2 separate regions of the Homo sapiens genome follow, and region 2 is linked to region 1. The links are chromatin contacts, found by Hi-C or POLR2A ChIA-PET in ENCODE. All regions are on one chromosome and are shown on one strand. Each heading gives the region's core, a stretch centred on a gene start or an enhancer-like site at or near the end of the contact. The rest is flanking DNA. Distances are from core to core; before and after follow the strand shown.

What was found. Hi-C counts contacts between places; a loop is a spot of excess contacts on that map. ChIA-PET counts read pairs that join two places held with the same protein, here RNA polymerase II (POLR2A). Pooled maps may share reads with other maps.
Region 2: a map with no recorded cell type shows a loop between it and region 1 (12-fold over the local background). The contact joins two enhancer-like sites. A Hi-C loop is called at or near these places in 2 of 37 single-sample maps with no recorded cell type and 2 of 50 pooled maps. POLR2A ChIA-PET finds 5 or more read pairs at or near these places in 2 of 52 experiments (BJ and activated B cell).

Annotation. Positions count from the first base shown.
Region 1 is chr18:57,830,936-57,837,424 of GRCh38, reverse strand. No RefSeq gene overlaps it. Among named protein-coding and RNA genes, the nearest start is that of ATP8B1, 31 kb to the right of the region's middle. RefSeq lists enhancers at 3,557-3,606, 3,647-3,736, 3,777-3,976 and a silencer at 4,354-4,648. Within about 2 kb of position 3,889, at least 6 of the 41 ENCODE cell types and tissues checked have a DNase peak (open chromatin) inside an H3K27ac peak, as active enhancers do.
Region 2 is chr18:58,987,734-58,994,222 of GRCh38, reverse strand. No RefSeq gene overlaps it. Among named protein-coding and RNA genes, the nearest start is that of ZNF532, 130 kb to the right of the region's middle. Within about 2 kb of position 2,667, at least 9 of the 41 ENCODE cell types and tissues checked have a DNase peak (open chromatin) inside an H3K27ac peak, as active enhancers do.

The sequences.
Region 1 (6,489 bases), core at 2,640-5,139:
TCTCAAACCCCTGACCTCAGGTGATCTGCCCGCCTTGGCCTCCCAAGGTGTTAGGATTACAGATGTGAGCCACTGTGCCTGGCCAAGTGTTTAGCTTTTTAAGAAACTGATATTTTCCAGAGTGGCTATGCTATTTACATTACTATAAATGTAGGGAAATAGATAATTTTCTCTCAATCTTTCATAATTCTTAGTTGGGATGGGCCACTGTAACAAAAAACAGATTAAAAAGAGACAAATAAACAGAAGATTATTAACATGTATACCTCGTGTAGTATACAGGGAGATACCCAGAGAAATTGGTAAATTTCAAAGAGGTGGCTTTGAACTCACACTTAAATGCCATGTCTGCTGAAACAAAAAGAAGGGTGTAGGGAAAGTTGATTATGCTCAGGAAAAACTGGCAAATAAGAGTAAGATTTGTTATGGAGATTTAAGTCAGTGCCTTCTCCATCAATAAAGGATAACTGTCTCCAGTGACTTAGAGTCATCCTGTCCTCCTGGGGTAATGTGGATGATAAGGTAACTTCCACTCTGTTTTCAGAGCTTCTCCTGTGGTTGCAGTTTCCCAAAATAATCAGCTCAAAATAGAGAGGGGAGAGGAGAGAAAGAGAAGGAGAGTTATCATAAGGAATTGGCTTATGTGATTGTGGAGGCCGAGAAGTCCCACCATCTGCCATCTGCAAGCTGGCAGCTGGGGAAAGCCAGGGGTATCATTCAATCTGAGTCCAAAGGCCTGAGAACCAGGGGAGCTGATGATGTAAACTGCAGTCTGAGGGAAGGAGAGAGTGATATTCCAGCTCAAGTCATCTGGCAGAAAAGAAGGACCAAATTCAGGGCTGGGCGAGGTGGCTCACGCCTGTAATCCCAGCACTTTAGGGGGCCGAGGCAAGTGGATCACTTGAGCTCAGGAGTTTGAGACCAGCCTGGCCAATATGGTGAAACCCCATCTCTACTAAAAATACAAAAATTAGCTGGGCATGGTGGCATGTGCCTGTAATCCCAGCTATTTGGGAGGCTGAGGCGGGAGAATCGCTTGAACCTGGGAGGCAGAGGTTGCAGTGAGTTAAGATCGCACCACTGCACTCCAGCCCGGGTGACAGAGTGAGACTCTGTCTCCAAAAAAAAAAGGCCAAATTCTCCCTTCCTCTGCCTTAAAGCCCTCAACAGCCCATTGAGGAGGGTGATCCACTCATAGACAGAATTGGAAATGACGTTTTGCCAAGTATCTGGGAACCCCATGACCCAGTCAAGATGAAACATAAAATTAACCATCACAAATGCTAATGATCAGATATAAAACGGGAAGTGGGGTAGGGAGTACTTAGAGGTGGGGGGCAACAGTTGTCACTGCAAACAGGATGGTCAGGGAACCTGGCCTGAGACAGTAACATGTAGATCTGAAGGAGAGAGTAGGGGGCTTGAGAAGGGAAGTAACTCACCCATGACCCTCACCCTTATCCACTAACTCCTAACTCTGTGTTCTCTCCCTGATGATAGCTGGTTGTTTTATTTTCATAAAGTCGTGAGATGTTAGAGATGGAAGTGACCACTGGGGATGGCCATAAGTTTCACTGAAGATCCTAAGTCTATTAAACAAAAAATTGAATTTTTGTGGCAACTCACATTGATAGTGGTGGCTTTCTGGAGCATGGCATAGAGCAAGATCCAGAGGTTAGGTCTGGGTTCAGAGCAAAAAGTGACATTTTCCCCAAGTTCAGCAGGAGGATGGTCACATTAGACAGTCGGTGGCCCATTCCTCTTCTAGAGTGACCCTCCCATTACACGATGAGGACATAGGCAGCTGGAGTGTAACAGACAGGAAGTGGCTGGATTTTCAAAATGGTCTTTAGCATGAACACTTTTATGCCTTCACTGTCTCCATTATTGACTAAAGGAAAGTAAAAGAAATGGAGGAGGCCGGGCGCGGTGGCTCACACCTGTAATCCCAGCACTTTGGGAGGCCAAGGTGGGTGGGTCACCTGATGTCAAGAGTTCGAGACCAGCCTGGCCAACATGGTGAAACCTTATCTCTACTAAAAATACAAAAAATTAGCTGGGCCTGGTGGCAAGCGCCTGTAATCCCAGCTACTTGAGAGGCTGAGGCAGGAGAATAGCTTGAACCCAGGAGGCAGACGTTGCAGAGAGCCGAGATTGAGCCATTGCACTCCAGCCTAGGCGACAGAGTGAGACTCCGTCTCAAAAAAAAAAAAAAAAAAAAAAAAAGAAAAAGAAAAAAGAAAAAGAAATGGAGGACTCCACTCTTGGTTACAATGAAAAGAGTCCCCGCCTCCCAAACTTGCAGTTTCTCTCAGGCAACCATTTTATTCCAGGGCTTGGCCAGGTCTCCAGAAATGTTATTTTTCTCTTCTTCTTTGTGGATTCAGCCCAGGGAGGAAAGGTATAATTGCAACCCCACACCCACAAAGATGCTCCTTGGACTTGGATAAAAGAGCACAAGACACCGTTTTTATCACTTAACCCGGTAAAAGAAGATACCTACACAGATCACCAGGACCACACAGTAGGAACAGAGGCCCCCCTTCCCTTGTGCTGCCCAAGTTCCTAGAGGGATCTGAATGAAGCAACTGTTTAACTAATGCAACCATGTTTAAAGTTCCCAAGGGATCCACACTCTTTAAATGATGCATAAATTGAGTCATTTTGTAAAATACAGTACCTTGATTTATTTGCTTAGTAGCTTTTAGTTTGTCTACTAGGTTTCTCTAAAGAAGAATACAAATGTATTTAGGCATAAATTGTTTTCAATCATTTTCTTGGTGTCTACATTACCCTCCATGTAATATATTAGGGGTTCCTAAGCCACAAATGGTATGATTGAAGGTATAAAAACTTGAAGCTCATTGCAACCTTAAACTCCTGGGCTCAAGCAATCCTCCTGCCTCAGCCTCCCAAGCAGCTGGGACTACAGGTGGGTGTCACCATGCCCAGCTAATTTTTAAAATTTTTTGTAGGAGGCCTTGCTATGTTGCTCAGGCTGGTCTTGAACTCCTGGCCTCAAGTGATCCTCCCACCTTGACCTCCCAAAGTGCTGGGATTACAGGCATGAGCCACCGTGCCCAGCCCCCATCTCTTTTTAATACACTAGAATTATGAAATGACAGCAGAAAGAATTCACCTTCTAGTTAGCAGTTGGATCAAACAAGTAAAATAATTTGAAGATGAGCAAAAGGAACCTTGTTATTTTTGACTTAAATGTTCTTGAGAACAAAAATGATGATGCCAGGCTTCAGAAGATGGCCCCTTAAGGGTTTAATGGTTGAAAATCATCCTCACTTTCCTACCCCTTTCAACACACACACACACACACACACACACACACACGCACGCAGTGTTGGGCTCAGTGACACCACATAACAATAGCAACAGGCTTAAGGACAGTGCAAGCACAGGTGCATCAGGCTACTGTCGGGAGAAGGGAAACTAGAATATGCACCGAGAATAAAAAATGGCTTGGGTGAGTCATCAAACAACCCTGTCAAAAAGCAGGATGTCTGATTTCACAGCCTCCATTGCTCCCTCCAACACCACATGGAACATGAACTCCAAACTGATAAAGTCTCAGGCAGGTCAATCACCTTCTACTCAGCCCCAGTGTGAAAGAGGAGGGACTCATATGGAAAAGCCTGCTCTAAACACAGGCTTATCTGTGTTGCAAGATGATGAAACATTACAGACTTAGGGAATTCATTCTCAGGTGAGAATTCAGTAACTGGCACTGGGGGTTGTAAAATATACTGGCCATGAGTCCCTTAGGTAGTCGAAGGATAAGACGACCAAAGTCTAACCTGAGCCGATGTTACTGACGTGAGTGTCAGTACATGCATCTGAATCTTACTCTGTCAATTTTCAAGAAAGGAAATGAAAGTAAAAGCATTTGTCACTTGAGGAATTTCTCTGTATGCATGATTATCATTTGTTGCATTTCTCACATATTTAAAGTTGCTTTTGAGCCAAGCTATGAAGTGAGTAAAACTTGACTTTTGTTTCTTGATTCCTTATTTTCTCGCCTCATATTTTTTTTTCTTTTGACAGTTAAATTAGTTAGGATACTAGTTTCACTCCTACTACAGAGAGAGTGGCCCCAAATAATACTGATTTAAGTGAGATGAAGGTTTATTTCTCTGACACAAAAAAGTCCAAGCTAGTATGCCGCTACCAGTCATACCAGGAATAGTTTTAGGGACTCAAATGCTTACCTAGTTACTTTGCAATCTGCAACATATGCTTTTTTCATCTTCTCTTGGTGCAACATGGCTGCTCCTGATCCTGCCAATTCATCTGTATTCCCTCCTGCAGAAAGAAAAGAACGGGCACGGGGCATGACTTGAAAGTTGCATGTATCACTTCTGCTCAAGCTCCATTGGCCAGAATGTAGTCCTACACCCACACCAAACTGCAAGGGAGAGATATTTTAAAGCACAGAGTGGTGATTTGGGTTCAGAATGAAGACCCTGAGTGATTTGGAAAAGGCTACATCTGTTCACTATGTGATAAGTTGGTGATTAATTCAAGGCTATACTGAGGAGGAGAGCCAGGAGGCCTGAGTGCACCAAAAAGATGCTGACAGATTCAGTGGTGATAGGAAGTGACCTAGGGCCTGGAGAGAAACTAGGGGACTCCCAGGAAAGCTGGCTTGTGGTGATATAGGAGGTAAAAAGGAATTACTTAGGGAGATAGCAAGGGCATGGGAGTCCTTGGTAGGGCTTTCCTTTTAATGAAAAGCAGCCCCAAATAATTTTCTAACAAAGAGCAGCTGATAAAAGTTGAGCTGCAGACATAGACAAGCAAGCTGGCAGCTTGCTGCACAGATGAATGCCAGCAGGAACTAAGGACTAGACCTTTTCAAGATGGTGGCTCCATCTTGCCTTCTCTGCCAGCCACGTGTACGGTAAGAAGCAGATAATATGGCCCCCATCAACTGGAAAGTCCATTTGCATAAGAAGATTAGGGTAGGGCGACAAGCCTTCCCAGAGAGCTTTGTAAATGTCATACATGATGGAACCAATCTGTGAGGCCTAGTAAATCAGACAACACCTCCTCAAACTGGACTATAAAACTCGGTGCGTTCTCCACCAGCTGGTCCTTTCTGCTCAGAGACTCCTTCTGAGAGGTGAAGCCAGCTGGACTTCCTGGGTCGAGTGGGGACTTGGAGAACTTTTCTGTCTTAGAAGAGGATTGTAAAATGCACCAATCAGCATTCTGTAGCTAGTAAGAGGATTGTAAAATACACCAATCAGTGCTCTGTAAAAATGCACCAATCAGCACTCTGTAGTGAGCAAGAGGATTGTAAAATGCACCAATCAGTGCTCTGTAAAATGCAACCATCGGCAGGAGTCTAAAAGTAGGCAATCGCGGGGAGGATTGAAAAAAGGGCACTCTGACAGGACAGAAACAGAACATGGGAGGGGACAAATAAGGGAATAAAAGCTGGCCACCCCCCAGCCAGCAGCAGTAACCCGCCTCGGGTCCCCATCAACGCTGTGGATGCTTTGTTCTTTAGCTCTTCACAATAAATCTTGCTGCTGTTCACTCTTTGGGTCCGTGCCATCTTCAAGAGTTCTAACACTGCAAAGGTCCATGGCTCCATTCTTGAAGTCAGCGAGACCACAAACCCACTGGCAGGAACCAACTCCAGACACACTTCCTTTAAGAGGAAGCTGTTTTTCTTTCTCTTCTCTTCTAACTGTTAAACCTCCACCCCTAAACTCCTCCTGTGTGTCTGTGTCCTAAATTACTCTGGTACCCGACAATGAACCCCGGGTTTTTTTGTTTTGTTTTGTTTTGTTTGAGATGGAATTTCGCTCTTGTTTCCCAGGTTGGAGTTCAATGGTGCAATCTCGGCTCACCGCAGCCTCAGCCTTCCAAGTTCAAGTGATTCTCTTGCCTCAGCCTCACAAGTAGCTGGGAATACAGGCATGCGCCGCCACACCAGGCTAATTTTGTATTTTTAGTAGAGACGGAGTTTCTCCATGTTGGTCAGGCTGGTCTCAAACTCCCAACCTTAGGTGATCCACTCGCTTTGGCCTCCCAAAGTGCTGGGATTACAGGTGTGAGCCACCATGCCCGGCCGAACCCCGGGTTTATACCCCAGACAACGTAGCCGCTTCAGTGGCGTTTGCTTCATCCTCTTGACCCTAGACCCTCCTGATCTACTGCAAGATTTGCCATATGCAGGGGAATTGTGGGTAATCCTGGGAAGTTTAATTTGGGAGTAAATTACTTACCTGAACATGTCACTCCCCATCTCAAATCCCCCACTCCGAGCAAAATCAAAAGGGGTTTTTTTGTTGTTTTTGAGAGAGAGTCTCACTCTGTTGCCCAGGCTAGAGTGCAATGGCACTATCTCGGTTCACTGCAACCTCTGCCTCCTGGGTTCAAGCGATTCTCGTGGCTTGGCCTCCCAAGTAGCTGGGATTACAGGCATGTGCCACCATGCCCGGCTAATTTTTGTATTTTTAGTAGAGA
Region 2 (6,489 bases), core at 1,418-3,917, 1.2 Mb before region 1:
AACAAACAAAAATACAAAAAGGATTTTTTTTTTTTACCATTAATGTGTTGGTTATTATTAAACACCTCTGAAAGTGTTGTCTAATTGAAGTAGACAATGAAATTTCCATGTAAAAATGAAAGCATCCAACTTGGAATATGTAGATAAATCAACAACTTGTAGGAAGAAGGAAACCGAATTTGGTGCCAGAAACCAGGGTTTAAGTCCTGGCTCTTACAGAAGCAGGTTCAATTTCCCTATCTGTAAAATTATGAACTCAGCCTACTTCACACAGTTGCATTGTAGTATGAACTTAAAGCTCATGATACAGAAACATTTATAGAATCCCGAGTCCTAAATAAATGTTTGTTAGCATTAGAGCTCCCACTGCCAAGTTGCTTTTTGGGTTTTGTTTTGCTTAACCATCTTTCTACCTTAGAAAAGGGTGAGAGAGGGGATTGAAAAAACTAGAGGTTTAGATAATTTGAATGCAGTCTGCTGGTTTCAAATCCACAGTTTGAATCAATGGTGGAAAGAAGATTCAGAGGGGAAAAAAAAAAACAACTTTTAAAAATACAAATAAAACAATATAGTGTAACAAGTTCTTATATCGTATTAGGTGTTGTACGTACTGTAGAGATGATTTAAAGTATAGAGGGGAATGTAGATTATATGCAAATACTAGACCATTTTATATCCAGGAATATCAGTGGATTTTGGTATCCACAGGAAGTGGTTCTGGAACTTTTCCACTGCCAATACCAAGGGAAGTCTGTATGAATGATTAAACAGAAAAATCTCTGAAACTTGGATTTATTCCCGGGTTAGTTGCTGATGTCATGTAGTCACTGAAAGTAAGAATGACATTGCTTTTAGAATTCAGCATTAAATACTTCATCTTTTTTCAAGTGGAGAAAAAATATAATGAGCAGAACCCACCTCCACATTTTAATCATTAGGAATAAAAACCACTTACGATGGTTTAAAAATACTACCTAAATAAAAAAGAAAAAGAGGATCTTACTTCTGGGTAATTAATAGCTCAAGATCCTTCTGTTTGTCCCAACCCCTAAGAAAAAAAAAATTATGACTAATCAAGGCTCAAGGAAGCTCAGTCATTTTACAAAAATATTTTAGGTACCTGTTTTGTTTTTTGTTTTTTGTTTTTTGCAAGCAGTTTGCTGGGCATAAAAATAGGACATGAAAATAAATAATGCCTTCGTTTCCTGAAAGCAGGCCTCTAACGTTTCCGGAAGCAGCAGCAATCAACCGGCTGGTGCTATTATTTATGACACGGTCACTTTATTCAAGTAACTATTAAAAAGGAAAGGGCATTCGGGCTCCCATCACTTGGCAATGGGTTTGAGAAAACAAGGATCAGTTTTGACTGTCCAGAATAAGGATCAAAGGGGAAAATATAACTAATACCCACTGCTCTCAGGCCGCAAAAGGAAGAATGCCTCTTGCAATGAGAGGAAATGGCAGTTTCAGATTAGAAAGCAAGCAGAGAGTTCATGGAAAATCTTAGAACATTCTTCCAGGGGATGGCAGACACTTAGCACATAAGCATATCATGTCAGGCAGTGATAAGTGCCAGGGAGAAAAATAATGGGAAGCGGAGATGGAGAGTGGCAAAGCAGGTGTGTGCTCAGTGGGGTGGGCACATTTCAGTAAGGGAATTGGGGAAGGCTCTCCAGGCGGGGGACTTCTGCATGGACCGGATGTGAAACATGTGAAAAACCCTCATGAGAACTGGGGAAAGAGCATTCCACGAGAAGGAAGAGCATGTGCCAAGGTCCTGTAACAGGAATATGAATCGTGGATAGGAACGAAAAGGAGTGACATGGGAGTAGGGGGAAGTGATAGGAGGTGAGGTTAGATATGGTGACGGGAGCAGGGAGGTCTTCCGGGGCTGGTCTTATAGCAATTGAAAGGCACTCGCTTCCATTTATTTTGGTCTCTTCTGAAACAACAGAGACTGGCATGTTGTTTAGCTGGTGTCTTATTCAGAGGGAACCAAGAGTCTAAACTTTAGGTTCTCCCCATGATGTTGGCACTGCTTGTGTCCAAGACATTCAGTAGTTCCTTAAAGACAAACTGACTTCCCTCACCTTGACAAACAGTTCACAAGTCTACTCTCAATTCAGAGTCACCACGGCCATTGCCACTATGCTGCCATCACGCCACCAGACAAATGGTGTTGAACTGGCCCGCTCCTTTGTATCACCTACTGAAGAGTCGAGCAGGAGCATAGTTTTGGTCATCCCGTGCCTGAAGTTAGGCTGCTGGGAGTCAGGGTGAGTGACCTTCTGGATTCTGCAGTGGGAGGTAAGATCTATCTCTTGCCAAGATTCATACAATGGCAGGTACCCCCAACACTGGAAAGGGAAGTTCAGGTGCTGAACTGGCAAAGTAGAGACATTCATTACTCCTGCTTACAGATGCATCTGTTTCCACCTTGGAAAGGGTGGAAGATGTTGCTCTACTTCCCGTTAACTCTTGTCAACATCACACCATCCTCTCTGATCAGCGGACCTGTGCCTACCTTGTTCTTTTTTAAAAAACAAATAGCATTTGTTCTCCAAAAATAACCAATCCAATTAAGCATGACATGACCTGAAGGTCAGGAAATGACTCATGGACTCAGGGGCGAAACCCACACTTTCTGGAACTGAGTTGGACTTGGAGGTGTGCTATGGTGGACTCTAATTATAGAACTCCCCCGGGTGAAAACATGGTCTTGCCAAGGATTGTATTTGCAAATAGATCTGCCATGGTCATGTAATGTACAGTTCTAACTATAAGAAAAGCTCAAGGATAAAGCAGCTTGCAATAAAATAGCACAGCAAATTTAATAATCAGTTCCCTTAAATACTGGGAAACATTATAAATAGCGCTACGTGATGAGTCAGAACTAACCTCATAAATTGAATTTAGAAACTGGTAAGGAATATCTTCTGGGAAATGTGATTCTGTTTCCTTGCATAAAAATAACCACTAGGGAAAAGGTATAATTCCAGGAGAAACCTGGCAAGGTAATTAGAAAGGGTAAATGTAGAATCTGAAGTACCGTATTCCATTGGAGAGCCTGCCTGTAGGGGACAAAATGCATGTTGACAAAACAGGCATAGAACACGCACTCCTGAAAGTGCATGCCACGTGTCAGTGATCATTATAACCTCCCACTCGGAAACCCAGATCCTTCATCCACCCTTCTTTGTCCTGTTTTGTGCCCAACACACGGACATCTATAGACTATTACTGTGGCTGCCTTGTCATCTAGCTTGTATTTAGCTTTGGCAGGTGGGAGGTGCGGGCAGGAAATCTTTGAGTGTGATGAGAGGGCCTCCTGGTGATTCCGCTCCCCACACCTTCCTGGCTTCACTGTGGCTCTGGCAGTGGCTCTTCCTGAGTGCCCTTTTCCCACAGCTCCAGCTTCCACCCCTACTCAGGCTTCTCAGGCCTTGTTCCAGCACACAGCTCTGTGTATAGTCCCTTCCTTAATTTCTTGAAAGTTAAACCTTTTGCAGTGTGCTGCACTGCATTCTGCTGGGACCTTAATTGAAACAGGATCTAGGGTACCCCCAAATCTAGATTTCCAAAGAAGGCAGCAAATATAAATGAGCAAATGCCTAGAAAAATGTAGGCTAAGATCATTAAAGTTTTATCCAATGTATTGAATCGTTACTAAAACATTCAAAATCCATTGGGACTGTGAAGAAAAAATGGATGTGAAAAGAAAATACTCTGAAAAGACTGAGAGTAGCCTAGTCTCAAATTCAGCCTTATACTCAAACCATGTGAACTGAGGCTGGGCTGTTCAGAATGGGTTGATTGGGGGTAACAGTGACTATAGAATGACAACTGGCTACTCCAGAAACTTCTAGTAGCATGAAGAGAGACTTTTCACAGAAATATGGGCATTTCTTGCTATAAATTTCCCTCTTGGAATGGCTTCTGCTGCATCCCATAGGTGTTTGGTACATAGTTGCTATTTGTCTCAAGATTTTTTTGATTTTCTTTTTTATTTCTTCTTTGACCCATGTTGTTTAATTTCTACTTATTTGTGAATTTTCCAAGATTTCTCCTGTTACTGATTTCAAGTTTCACACCATTGTGGTCAGAAAAGATACTTAAGGTAATTTTGATCCCCTGAAATTTGTTTAGATTTGTATTGCAGCCAAACATATGATCCATCCTGGAGAAAGTTCTGTGTGTACTTGAGAAAAATGTGTATCCTGTTGCTGTTGGATGGGATGTTCTGTATATGTCTGTCAGGTCATAAAGTGTAGTTCAAGTCCAATGTTTCCTTATTAATTTTCTGTCTGGATGGTAATCCATTATTGAAAGTGGGGTATTGATGTCCCCTACTATTATTGTATTATAGTTTCTATCTCCCTTCAGATCTATTAATATTTGCTTTATATATTTAGGTGCTTCATTCAATGTTGGATACATTTATAATTATTGTATCCTCTTGATGAATTGACCCTTTCATTGTTATATAATGTCCTTTGTCTCTTTTATTGCTTCTGACTTAAAGTTGCTTTGTCTGATGTAGGTATAGCTACCCTCTGCTCTCTTCTGGTTCCATTTGCATACAGTATCTTCTCATTCCTTCATTTTCAGTCTATGTGCATCCTTAAGAGAGTTGAGTCTCTTGTAGGCAGCATACAGTCGGGTACTTAGGTCTTTTTTTTAATCCATTCAGCCACTCTGTCCTCATATTAGAAAATTTAACCCATTTACATTCAAAGTAACTACTGACAGGTGAGAACTTATTACTGCCATTTTGTAATTTGTTTTCTGGTTGTTGGGGATGTATTTTGTTTCTCCCTGTCTTGCTGGATGGTTTGTGGTTTGACTGCTGTAGTGGGATGTTATGAATAATCCTTTCTATTTATGTTCTGTGCATCTACTATAGATTGTTTTCTGGTTATCATGATCTTTATAAAGAAAGACATTCACATTGTCATATTCCAAAGGCTTACAGCTAACTCGGTAAGGGTGTGAGATTCATAACTGAGAAAAGAAAAACAAAAATTGTCAAAGAAAACAAGAAGTTTCAAGGATGCATTTAAGCAGAGTGAGTTACACCTCTTGAGTAGGAGCCAAGTTTTTAAGGTAATTAAGGGTAGGTTCTTTGTTTAGAAGATGTATGTTAAAATTAAGAGCTACAATCTGGAATCCTTACAGCATCTGATATTTGCAAAGCGTGTGTGTGTGCGTGTGTGTGCATGCGTGTGTGTGTAAATTGCACAAATAGCATCCTACATTTGGCACATTACTTTTTATTTTCAGACTATCCTTTGGGATAGATGAAGGGTTCCTCTGAGTCATATTTTATAAATTTCTTGGCTGCCCAAAAATTTCAAGAGGAAATTTCACTGTTGGTCAAAGATCCTAGGATGGAAACTCACTAGCCTGCTGACACTGGTGAGGCATGCCCACCAGAGCTTCAGGGTAGAACAGCTGTTCTTTGGACTACTTGCTGTGGTAGGAGTAAGGAATTTGCAGAAAACGTGCTTGGGAGGAAGGAAGTGGTCTTTGCCATGCAGTGTAAGCCTACATTTTCCTTTTTCTCATTTTGCAAGTAACGTTTTGCTGGCATTCTTTTGTATGCATTTGTTACTCAGCTATTGATATATCACCCAAACACATAAAAACAAAAGCATAATTTGTATGTATACCTGAAACTTAAGATCATCTTCCTGGTAATCAACTCTTAATTTTTACATATATATAAAGTATGTATTATATATGTATTATATATTTTATGTATGTATTATATATTTTATATATGTATTATATATTACATATGTATTATATATATATGTACTATATATTATATATATATAAAATTTTCTTTTTTGGAGATAGAGCCTTGCTCTGTCATCCAGGCTGAAGTGCAGTGGCACCATCTCAGCTCACTGCAACCTCTGCCTCCTGGGTTTAAGCCTCCTGAGTAGCTGGGACTAGAGGTGGGTGCCACCATGCCTGGCTCATTTGCATTTTCAGTAGAGACAGGATTTCACCATGTTGGGCAGGCTGGTCTCGAACTCCTGATCTCAGGTGATCCACCTGCCTTGGCCTCCCAAAGTGCTGGGATTATAGGTGTGAGCCACCATTCCCGGCCTACTTCCATATTTTTAAGTAACCTAAACCTTGAGAAAAAATGTAAGGAATCACATAAGCTTGAACTTTCAGATCAGACTTTCTCTGTATTCCACATTAAGAAACCCTCTGGAAACTGTTTCTGAAATGCTACTTACAACCGAAGCCTCTTTCCAAGCCTACTCCCACCACCCTAGGTCAAGTGTTCCTACTGTGTTGGCACCATAGCTATGCCAATTTAAACGTTATTCCTGTGATGTCCAAATATTTTCAGCCTCCTGGGCACGTGGGAGGATTGCACTTCCCAGCCTCCTTGTGACTAGGTGGCTCCGTATGACTGGTTTTGGCCAGTGACTTGTGAGAAGTGGCATCTGTCACTTCTGGGCCTCAGCATTT